Regions from separate parts of the Homo sapiens genome. Here region 2 is linked to region 1. A link is an interaction called in ENCODE POLR2A ChIA-PET data of the cell type or tissue named here. Cell type or tissue: OCI-LY7. All regions are shown on one strand. Links, peaks and the distances in the headings refer to the core of each region. The heading gives the core; the rest is flanking DNA.

What was found. Peaks named below come from ENCODE experiments on the same cell type or tissue, not always from the same donor. Only the 100,000 strongest peaks of a DNase experiment are listed, where the experiment ranks them.
Region 2: POLR2A ChIA-PET joins it to region 1 with 6 read pairs; 5 of 35 experiments call an interaction of 5 or more read pairs at or near these places.

Annotation. Positions count from the first base shown.
Region 1 is chr6:145,806,562-145,811,561 of GRCh38, forward strand. The region is part of intron 1 of FBXO30 (F-box protein 30); the gene reads right to left. All of the region lies in intron 1 of EPM2A-DT (EPM2A divergent transcript), which reads left to right. Among named protein-coding and RNA genes, the nearest start is that of FBXO30, 5.7 kb to the right of the region's middle. In OCI-LY7, for the core only: no CTCF peak of the experiment used is centred there; a DNase peak (open chromatin) is centred at 2,810; H3K4me3 peaks cover 881 bases; H3K27ac peaks cover 820 bases.
Region 2 is chr6:145,923,699-145,930,406 of GRCh38, forward strand. SHPRH (SNF2 histone linker PHD RING helicase) reads right to left here. Exons shown (of 30, transcript NM_001042683.3): 15 at 3,491-3,579; 16 at 2,506-2,598; 17 at 1,041-1,148; 18 at 1-87. Among named protein-coding and RNA genes, the nearest start is that of SHPRH, 37 kb to the right of the region's middle. In OCI-LY7, for the core only: CTCF peaks have their summits at 5,521 (motif pointing right) and 5,725; a DNase peak (open chromatin) is centred at 5,533.

The sequences.
Region 1 (5,000 bases), core at 1-5,000:
AGTTAATTTTACATATAATCAATGTCTTGAAAGGATGTAAGCACTTACATTCTAGTAACAATTCAATACTGTAGAATGTCATAACGGTTCATTTTTATATACTATATAACAATATGCCTAAAAGGGCAAAAGTTTCAAAATATACTATTTAAATTCTAATACTGTGTATTATTTAATGTTAAAAACAAGTTAATGTGTATTTTAGATTTCAGAGTGTTTTTCACTTTTACCTTTCTAATTTCAACTAAACTGATTTTGATTGTACCCCACATTTCAGAGATCTTGTATTACTAAAAGAACAATATGAATTTCATGAATATATTTAAAACTTTCTTAGAAGTCTTTTTTTATTCCTTCTAAATGAATTCATTTAAGATTTCATCTATTGATCTCTCCTTCTATATATGCCTTAATAAATTCTGCCACAAATTAAGTAAGTCTTAATTAGAACATACAAGGAATTTATCCAGAAAATAAAAGTTCAAGCTCAAGCTCTGTGGCTGTGGGCAAATAACTTACTTTTGAGGGCCACATTCATTCATTAAATGCCTATTTATTGTTTAACTATCATGGACCATGCACTGTGTTTGGTGTGGCAATATAAAGATTAGCAAGTCACAGTGCCTCCTCTCAAAAAGCTACAGCAGGATGTCAAAGACAGTAAAAAGTGTATCTCGTTTTTATGTGGTCAATTTGACAGAAGTAAAATGGTACCAATAGAGAAGATAATAATCAATATGAGTAGGGATTAGAGAATAAATCACAGTAGTCTTGAAAGAGAAGTCTTAAGTATGGGACGGTAAACTGGTAAGAAAGAGAGGCATTCAATGCAGAAGTAATAGCATATGCAAATACAGAAAAGCATGAATTAGCAAAACCTCAAGTTCCCTAGTATTGTTGGATCACAGGGGAAAATGCCAGGTATCTGTAAGAGATGAGGTCAGAAAGGAATAAGGCAAATCATGATGAGTGCTTTATGCTGCTCCAAAGAGTTCACACTTTTACAACTGGAAGTCACTGAGAATTTTAAGCAGAGAAATAGTTCTATAAAATAACATGAATGGATTATAGATGTCTAATGGTCTTCCCTGCTTTAAAATTTCCATCATAACCTTTATAAAGAAAAGTTTTATATGAAAAATAAAAGTCTAACCATAATATATTGACTTAATTATAATTATTGAGCCTATTCAATGTATTTTTAGTATAATCAACTTCTTTACTGGTGTGTTTCCTATTAGCAATAAAAACTTTAAAAGATTATTTAACCTTTAAAAACTAAAATAATAGTCACGGTGGCTCAAACCTGTAATCCCAGCACTTTGGGAGGCCAACATAGGAGGGTCATTTGAGGCCTGGAGTTCAAGACCAGCCTGGACAACATAGCAAGACCCTGTCTCTACAAAATAAAAACAAAAAAATTAGCCAGGCATAGTGACATGCACCTGTAGTCCCAACTACTTGGGAGGCCAAGGCAGGAGGCTCAAATGAGCCCAGGAGATTGAGGCTGCAGTAAGCCATGACTGTGCACCCCTGCATTCCAGCCTGGGTGACAGAGTGAGGCTCTGTCTCAAAAAATAATAATAATAATTGAAATAATAACATAATATCCCCCCTTTACCACCATTTTTTTTTTCTTATCCAGTCAAACTTTCAAAAGAAAAACTGAAAACCACCAAAAAAAAACGTCTAATTTCCTATATATTCTTTAACTCTCTATTCTGGCCCCATTTTTACTACCCCTATTAAAACTGCTCTGCTGAGAACCTCAATACTAAATCTGGAGGCATATTTTTCTAGACCCCATCTTCCTTGGCCATTGTATCCTGATGATGACTAATCCCTTATTTTAGGACTATTACATCCTCTTACTTTTCATGATGTCACTCCAGTCTTTCTCCTACCCTTAGTCTTCTTAACTATTACTCAATAATAATTATTTAAATATTGCATTTCTTCAGGGCTTGTGTCATTTTTTGCTTATTCTGTACATTCTCCCTGGGTGCTCTCATTTTCTCCAAAAGTTTCAATTACCATACATAAGCTGAAAATCCGTCTATACATGCTGCCCAGATTCCTCTTTCAAACTCCTCTTCACTCTCTACAATGGATTACTTATGATATATTTCTACTTGTATATGGCACAGGCAACTCAGTTCAACATTTCCAAAATTAAATTACATTGTAGTAGACAAGAATTTTCTGGATAGGAAGGTGATTCTTATCCTGTTTTCTTCACCTCAGTGCGTAAGAGATTATTAACTCTCTGACATATTTTTCCATAAAATCTATCTTGGCTCCAGGTAACTAATTAATCACTCCTCAATTGCTATTATCTTTTTCTCCAGTTGAGGTATGAGTTTTCTCAAACTAAAATAACAAAAGTGTACCTGAATCATCATCAACAGAGCTTTTCTTGATTCAGTAGAAAAGTTCCGAGTTGATATTATGGTGTTCAATGATGTCAAAGAAAAGACAAGGTATATATTCAACGCCAAACCTATATTTTTTAATTGTGTTAAAAACTACAAATTATGAGTTGAATACTTTTAAATGTTTATCTTCATGAATTTTAGACATAAGTATAGAAATATATAAATAGACATACTAAAATAGTCATATAGAAATAAAAGACTAATAACAAACATTTGTAAATTAACCAGACATTTAAAGAAAAACTTTATTAAGAATTATGACAAATCTTACTGAGTGATTAGACTGTGAAAACAGCTGTAGCTTTCTTATTTTGCAGGAACTAGACTGAGTTGATCTCACATGCTGAAGGTTACAAGCTTGACTGTTACTAAGGGAGAAACCTAAAAATACAAGCAGTTTCACCAGAAGTAACCAGTGCTCTCAGAAGTTTTAGGGACACTTTATGTTACTGTACACACCATCACATGACATCACCAGGCAAAACATATCTTAAAAACATCACTTAATTCAAAAGTGCTTAAAATAGCAACTGCTTGCAACAGGGTCTGAGTTAAAAGCAAAAACAGCAATAATTTTCAAAGGTAGAAGGAAAGTAGTCAAGCTTCAAACAAATAGTCTCTTTTACACTACCCATCCCCCTTTGAATAAGGTTTCAAAAAAGCATCCATAGCAACAAGTTCATAACATTTATTATTTTCTGAAGTAGACTTAGAAGGAAGAGAGAACAGTAATTATGTACCTATTTTATCCTTCTTTACACATCTTTATAACAACCTGGAGGAAACTGAGGTTCAGAAAGAGCAAGTGATCTGCCCAAGGTCATCTACCTAGTAAGTGGCAGAGCTAGGACTGTATGTTCTAGCTCCACGTCTGATCAACATCCATGGACAATAACAGGTATGTTTACTTATAAAAGTTTAAAAAACTTAGGCAGCACTTCTGTAACTGGTGATCCAATGTTAAGATGTTATGTGAAGAATGGAGATTACACAACTTTGCTTGTAGTTTATCCCAACACTTAATCACTCCTGTGGTCAAGAAAGTCTTTTGGTCCCTTCCAATTATAATAGCATTTTACTCTGCTTTGAATATATATGTTTTAAATTATTTGAAGAATAATTTACATAGATAATGCTCAGTATAAGTGTATGGAACATTATATTACTAAATTTAACAATTATTAAAATAGCCATACAAATGAGGAGTGAATTTCAATTCCATTTTCCTATTAACTATATTAAGAAAAAAGTTAAGAAAATATAGTAGTCAATACTCAAGAGTATTCTGGGAATAGAATCCTCAGCTTCAGAATTTAAAACTCTCCTAGATTCATCCTCTTCCTAATCAAGACCACTACTATCAAATTAAACATGCCTTTATAAAGTATTTTGCAATTGCTTGTAAATCCTGTAAAACAGGTTTAAAAACATCAATCTCTTATTTATCAGTTAACAGTGACACAGTAGGCACAGTAGAAAACAACTAACATCTCTAATAATTTATATTTGAATTTAAATTGTTGGAAAAGTTTCGCTGGACCAGAAAATATTAGTAAATCATCAAATGTTTTCAATTCTTTCAATTTTCTCTGAGAGAAGTTCTTTGCCAACTCATACTCTGTGGCTGACAAGCAATTCATTAAAATAGTTCTAAGACATGGCATTTTCCCATATAATGAAATGAGATCTTGTCATTAAAGGCATAAATATATTGCCCTCAAAAAAGCATTTTTAAAAAATTCATTAAAATACATAAGGAGGTAAGTAAATATAAAGAAGTGCAAATTAGCATGATTTTAAAATATAAGAGTCATCTAATGTATTCAAAATAACCTGCTGCCTCCAGGCTGTTCCTAATGTCTGCCTCTACCTCTAACACACAGACACAGACACACATCCCTTTTCCTCCCCACACGCCCCTGCTGCCTCAACCCTAAGTCTTGGCTTACCTGTTACTTTTCCACATACTCCAAAGACAAGGTAATGGATCCCATATTGTGTGTACTCATTACATACTGTCTTTTTCCTTGGTAATACTAGTGACAACTCTAAGTAAGTCATCATTCTGTATAATATCTATTTCCACAGGAAAGCTATAAGCTCCATGAAAGTCAGAATCATCTCAGTCTCATTCATTCTTATGTTCCCTACATTCAAAATTCTGCCTCAATTAGAGACTCATTTGTATTAAATATACGAAGAATTATAATATAAGAAAATAATGAAATGGACAAATGAGATTCTTCATTTCACAGAAAACTACATATTCCACATAAAAATACCTTACAGATCTGGCATCAATCAAACTGAATCAAAATTACTTCATTGTATTGGCCATAAAAAGTCAATGGTGCTCAAACACATGTTAAGCACATAAGTAATATGTTCCAGGCATTATATATGGAGTAGGACGAATCATCTATCAAAAAAAGCAAATCAAAGAAAGTCAGTTTCAACCTTCCACTGTTTTAAAATCTTAAATAGTAATATGAGAAACATAGGAGGAAGCATTTACCTTATATTTTTCCACTATTTTAATTCCCTCATCAACCCTGCAGATCAATT
Region 2 (6,708 bases), core at 890-5,889, 120 kb after region 1:
TCGCACTCGCTGAACTAGCTCCTCATCAATAGTAAATTCTATTGCTCTGTGGATCACATTTAGCCACCAAGGAGAATTAGAATGAATCTGTAAAAAAGGTAGCAGTTAATCAATTAATACATTTTTTTTAGTACTCACTAAGCTTCCATCACTGGGCAGGGTGATGCCAAAATTCAAAGAAAGTAATAAATGCTATTCTCAAAGGGACTATCACAGAGGGGAGACGAGTATACATATTCCATGTACAATGCTCGCTTCCTCTTTTGAAAATATAATTAAAGAGAAACCCCTATTTCCTAACTACTCTGGATAAATGGGAATTTATTGAATGCATTTATATAACAAAGCTGTAACTAAAAAAACTGTTTACGCCAAATGAAAATTCAATACTCAATCTATATGTGTGAAAAGGTCACAGGTCTCTTTATCAGCATAAGAAAGAAAGCCTTCATTCTAATCTTTAACTAACTGAACCAGATTCTACTTAATGAATAATCCACAATAACTCACAAAATTATATCCCAGAATACTAAATAATGAATGAATTAGAAAGACAAAAATTTGCAACACCTGATTTAAAAACTGAAAATAAAAGTGTATTTGTGTAACCTCTTTAGATTTTGCTGCTGATTTCATAAAACTGAAATTTTAGAAATGACAAGTGGTATATATTCTGCAGGAAAAATACCTGTGGTTCTAATGTATTAACATTTTAAAACATCTCAGAAACAAGATAAAAAGGAGGTTATAGAAGTCTTTACTTTCTTCAAAAGACAACTGTTATATACTCATGGTAAGAGAAAACCCATGAGTTCAAAAGAAAGAGAACTCAAAATAGTTGACTTATTTATGCATCTGTTCACTCAACCAATAAATCATTGCTAACAGTAAAATAAACTTGTATTGTGGGTCAGGCAATGTGCTAGGTGCTAAGGATTTCAAAATGTATAAGAAATTCAAGTTTCTCCCCACCAAAAAACCAAAACTCAAAATGATATCTGGAGGCAAATACAAGTAAGAAACACTGCATTTTGGCATACCTTTCTTTGAAGCTCATGGATGGTCTGCTGCACAGGATATAAAGCTTGCTGGGCTTCAGCAACTTCTGTATTACACTTGCTCATGTAGTGCTCTCGCAGCTGTTTGGCCTGTGTTGAAACAGAGAATATAAACTTTCACTCCCAATCTAGAATATAATTCAGTATGATGTTTCAAGAAGAATGGGTCATTTTATACATTTAAAGCTACTTAACTGCATTTAAACATAAAAGTCCAAGTATACTGTAGAGAACATAAAAGTCACGCTAAAAATTCCTTATATATGGAAGTTAACAAAATTTACTTGTCCAAGTAACAAAATTTCAGAAACACCGAATATTTGTTTGCCAATTTCTTATTTAATTTTTTTTTTTAGTTAGAATAAGCAAAGAGGGGAAAAAAAGAACAGTAATATTTCAAATGATAGGCAAAGCAAAGACACCTTTCTAAAATTTGGCTAATTTAGTTATTAAAATTCCTTAGTTACTGCAGTTTAAAAATAATCCTTGAGAATACACAGTAACACAGGTGTTAGGAACTGAATTTTGTTTCCCCAAAATTCATATGCTGAAGCCCTAAGAAAGTAGATTTTAAATGTTCTCACTACACACACACACACACACACACACACACATGCATGCAATAAAAATAAAGAGGTAATTGATTTAGTTTGATTTAGCTATTCTAGTGTCTACATACATCAAAACATCAGTCTCTACTCATGAATAGATAAAATTTTTGTTAATTAAAATAGTTTACCAGGGCACCTCCGCCCCCAAAACAACCAGTGCAAAAAGGCTGTGCTTATTTATATAATCTCATTTTTTATCCTGTTGACTCAAATAAAGCCTCCACTTACAGGTTCAATACATTTCAAACATACCTACTCTTTTGATTTTAGCTCTTTAATGTTTAACAACAGCAAAAATCCCTGGAAGAATCTGCATAATAAGCTATTAACAATTTATAGTAAAATAATTTATAATATCACTCTTTTCGATGTCATTCTTTTCAAAAAGAGGCGACACTTTTTGTAGAGGAAACTTCTTTGGGAGAACTACCACCAAAAATTTGACTTTATTTACCCCCTTAAAAAATACACAGAAATGTGGAGAAAGTGCAAAAGTTTGTATATTTACTAAGCTACCTCTTTTGTAGATCTGCCATGAGATCAAAGTTTCTTTTTTAAAACTCATTTATTTACATCCCATTCTGTTGGCTACCAACAGCCATATCTACAACAAGCATTTATCACATAACTGCAGGTAGATCAGCAGAGAAGCCAAATAATACGTACTGCTGCCATTCTCTGCTACCCAAAATCACAACAAAATTCGAAACATCAAAGTAACAGGAAAACATGATTACATTTATTTGTATGTTGTATGTCCTAGGATATATCAACTATATGGAGCATAAAGTTTGAAGAAAATATACTTTTATAGACAGAATGAAAAAAATAATTACCTCTTCCTCAAGTCGGCCATCACGCAAGGTAGGTGGTATCCCTGGGTGCCTGGCTATCAACAATTCCATCAAGTTATGGGTAGCATGAAGTCTCTACAAACATATCAAAGGCAGTAATTATGACAGTCAATGCAGAAGACTCTGAAGAGAACCTAATATTAATATGGCACACAGAACACTAACACCACATTAAGATCATATCACCAAATACTTTTCCTATAAAAAAATCTGAGTACTACTACTTTGTTTTCTTTACTCAAGGGCAGGGTGTTAAGGTCTAGGACCTGCCTTTTGTAACCCTTATCCATGCAGAATATCAGATTTATATTTAATTTTTCCTCTCCCTCCACTTTTCCATATGTTCCTCTAAATATCCACTCTGGTACTTGTGAACATGTTAGTCAGTCCCAAGGTCAATATTGTGAATGGTAATGACATCTTACCTGGGACTCAAACCTAAACTTGCCAAAATTAATAAACCCATTTCTACTTCTTATTTAGCTAGAGAGCCTTGTCTATATGAGTCAATGACAGATCCAAGAAGGGAAAGAGAAATAAGTGTTATAATTAAAATATCCAAATCTCCCTAAAGACCTCTAAAAATTATCATTAGATAGATTTTATTGCTTAGTTCCTTTTCTTTTTAATGAAAACCATGTGAATAAATATGTTGATATTCATATGTCAAAGTGATAAAACTGACCTACTCTTGGAAGTACAAGTACTTTGAGCTATTTTTAACTGTAGCTTATATAGACTTACCTTGTCAGGCTTGTGCCCAAAACTTCCCTGAATGGAATAGTAGTGATTCTCAAATGTTAGTGTACATACAAATCATCTAAAATGCTTATTGAGAAGACTGAATCCCAAGTTTCACCCAGTGATTATGACTGTTTGTTACCATTTATCCTCTTAAACATTCAGAAAAATTATTTTGTTAAAAAAACAAACAGAATACCTATGAAACTGTTTAGTCTTTACTTACTTGAAGTGAATCAGTTTTGAGTTTTCCTTTGTGTTCCTCCGAGGAGCGCAACACTTCTCTGTACAATTCTGCTGCCAAGGCATACTCACCTAAAGAATTAAAATGTATTTAAAGCATACGAGAGTCACATATTTAGTTCCCAATGTCATCTAGTTGTCCATTATTTAAGAATACTGTAAAAATAAAATGTAATGATTATAACTTTTTTTAAGTAAAGAAATTTGACTTGGTATTAATATGATTGCCCAAGTTTTAAAAAAGGCTGAGTACAGTTCCTTTTTTAATTCCATGGAATATAATGTTCTTATATTACATTTATAATATTTTAAAATTATACTGAAATATGTTTATAATCAAACGTTTGTAATGTTTTGAGATTATGCTATTGGATAAACTTTTAATTTAGACAAAAAAATTTCCTCTTGCTGAAGTTAAAAGGTGGCAATCAGTAGTCATTATGATGTTTGAAATTAAGGATAAACTTAAGGTAATTATAGATTATTTATTAAAAAAAAAATTTAAGACACTCCAACCAACCCACACATAGCGATCAGAAAAATATAGTATTCTTGGTAGCTATTATTGTTCTTGGTATTAGGCCAAATAATTTGCAATTAAAAACTTCATGTCAGAAACTCAGGGATCTCCCTCTTCTTCTGGTCACACAAATCATGGTCTGAGATGTATGCTGTTTTCTACTGTTCATAATCAGCACCTCATTCAAATAAAGCAATTCAAAAAGTATCGATTAAAGCACAGTCTGGCAAAGTATGGCCCATGGGTCATTTCTACCCTCTGCCTATCTGTTGGGCACATCAGCTTAGAATGAATTTTACATTCTTAAATAGTTGAAAAAAATTCAAAAAAAATATTTCGTGACATGTGAAAATTAAATTTCAGGGTCCATAGTTTTATTAGAACCTAGCTCTGCTCATTTGTTTTTATACTGCCTGTGGCTGCTGTTGTACTACAACAGCCAAGCTGATAGTTGCGCAGAGATCTTATGGCTTGCAATGCCTATGTATTATCTGCTTCTTTACACAGAAAGTTTGATGATATCTCAATAAAGTAAGAGATGAACATTTTTAATGGCTTGAATAATAGAATCTATCTTAACTGCTGCTTGTAAAATTCAAGACAGGTAAATTATAAATACTATTAAAGTAAAAACCTAACACTGGCAAAACCATGCAATCCATACCAAAAAAAGGTACAAGATGTTCTAGCTTTTATTTGCTGAGAAAGTTTTTTTCCTAAGTATCACACATACTTTCTTTTAAAAAAAAACTTCAAGCTGGTTTTATGAATATCATGTAATTAGGACCATGTTCATAGTTACAATGAGATATATATATATATGCAAACCTTTGTAAATTTTGAAGTTGGTTCTGTTTTTAGCTCATATATAAGTTTACATACATATCTTGATTTTGGTAAAATATACATAAAATTTACCATCTCAGCCCTTTTTAAGTGTGTAGTTCAGTGGCATTATGTATATTCAGTGTTGTGCAAAACACCTAATTTAAAATAAATTTTGCAACAATAGCTCTTATACCATTGCTTTATATCTAGTTCTATTAGTTAGCTAATACAAAGCTTTCTAAAACACACATTATCAAAGAACTGTAGTCAGCCAATTTCTATTCCCTTTAAATAAGGGAGAAGATTATTTTCACAATAATAAAGTTACTTTATAACGTAGGCATTAACATTCAATTATCTTCACAGTGAGTTCTCTTTTTTTAGTTAAGAGTCTTGATTAAAGCTTTTCAAAGGACATTATGAATTCTATCAGTATTTATACTACCATTTGTAGAGAATAATTCAATTAACAATTTTCTCTTCATAATTACCATACCTTTTAAAGAAGGTATAGTGATTAAACTATAATGTAAAGCAGCTGAATTTTATCTATTCGTTATAATACCTGGTTTTGCATGTTTATTTTTAAAAAGACATGCTTTCTGAGGAAGATTAAAAAAAAACCCATATTCAATGTTATAAAGGTTTAAGTCAAATTTGGAAATACCCATTCTCAGCCACTTGATGGCGCTAACATTTCTAAGAAAACTGGTGGATTTGATATTGTCAAGCTAATTTTCTCCGAAAATCATCTGCAGAAAACACAATGTTCAAAATTGGAATAATAAAATGTGTTTAATACCAGTCAAGGAGAATCTCAGAATATGTATTAATGTATCATACGTATTTATTTACATATAATATAAGCAAATCTTTTTAGAGTTTGAAATTAATTTTAGATTTCTTTTAAAAGTCAGACCTTCACTGTCTGATCTTCACATTAGAAGAATCTAATTTATGTAAGTTATATATGTAATGTTACTTTAAAAAATGAATATTGTTTAACACATTACTATGAAGTTAATAAAAACTAAAAGCAGCAAATCTATTACAATTAAGTTGAAAATTACAATTCAGAAGGAACATATCCTCTATTAATGGACTTTCTGGTGGCGGATTTCTCTTAATAATCAACAATACACTGCTAGCTAAATTGAGGACTTTCTAGGGAATGCCCTAGAGGGAAGATTTGCACACAAAGTTACGTGTACTATATGTGAACAATTTAACACGAATATATAATAATAGGCCCTTTTCTATTAGATATTGATAACAGAATTTACATTGTGAGCAGGTTGAAAGTGGTAAGAATCTGAGGTAACCTTCATATTACCATAACCAATAACATCATTCTTCATCTCTGTTTTTATAACGTTTTCAATGTGCTTCTACATTTTGTATTAAGAACAATAGTTGAGGTAAGTAAAGCACCTGTAATATTTTATTGACAAAGACACTGAAGTTCGGAAATCTTGAACAATATATACCATTTCACAGGGTTCCAACTGCAGCATGTAAGTAGGCCCACCCTATTCAGTTCTTGTCTAGAGCTATTTCTGCTCAGCTTCTGAGAATCCTTATAACTCTACCCAAGTATCTAGCACAATAAGAGACACTTTCCATTTCTGGTTCTATTATGCTAAAGAGCTAACAACTACAGACGGGCTACTCAAAGAGGCTTAATGTAAGAAGATTTATATTCTACAAAAAGCACACATTTCTTTGGGCAACTGATTTCTTTGTACTTCATTTGCTCTTTTTTTTTAAATTTCTTAAGGTAGCAGCTGAAGTCTCCGATATGAAACTTTTTTCTTTTCTAGTACATGTTTAATGCTATGAATTTCTTTTTAATA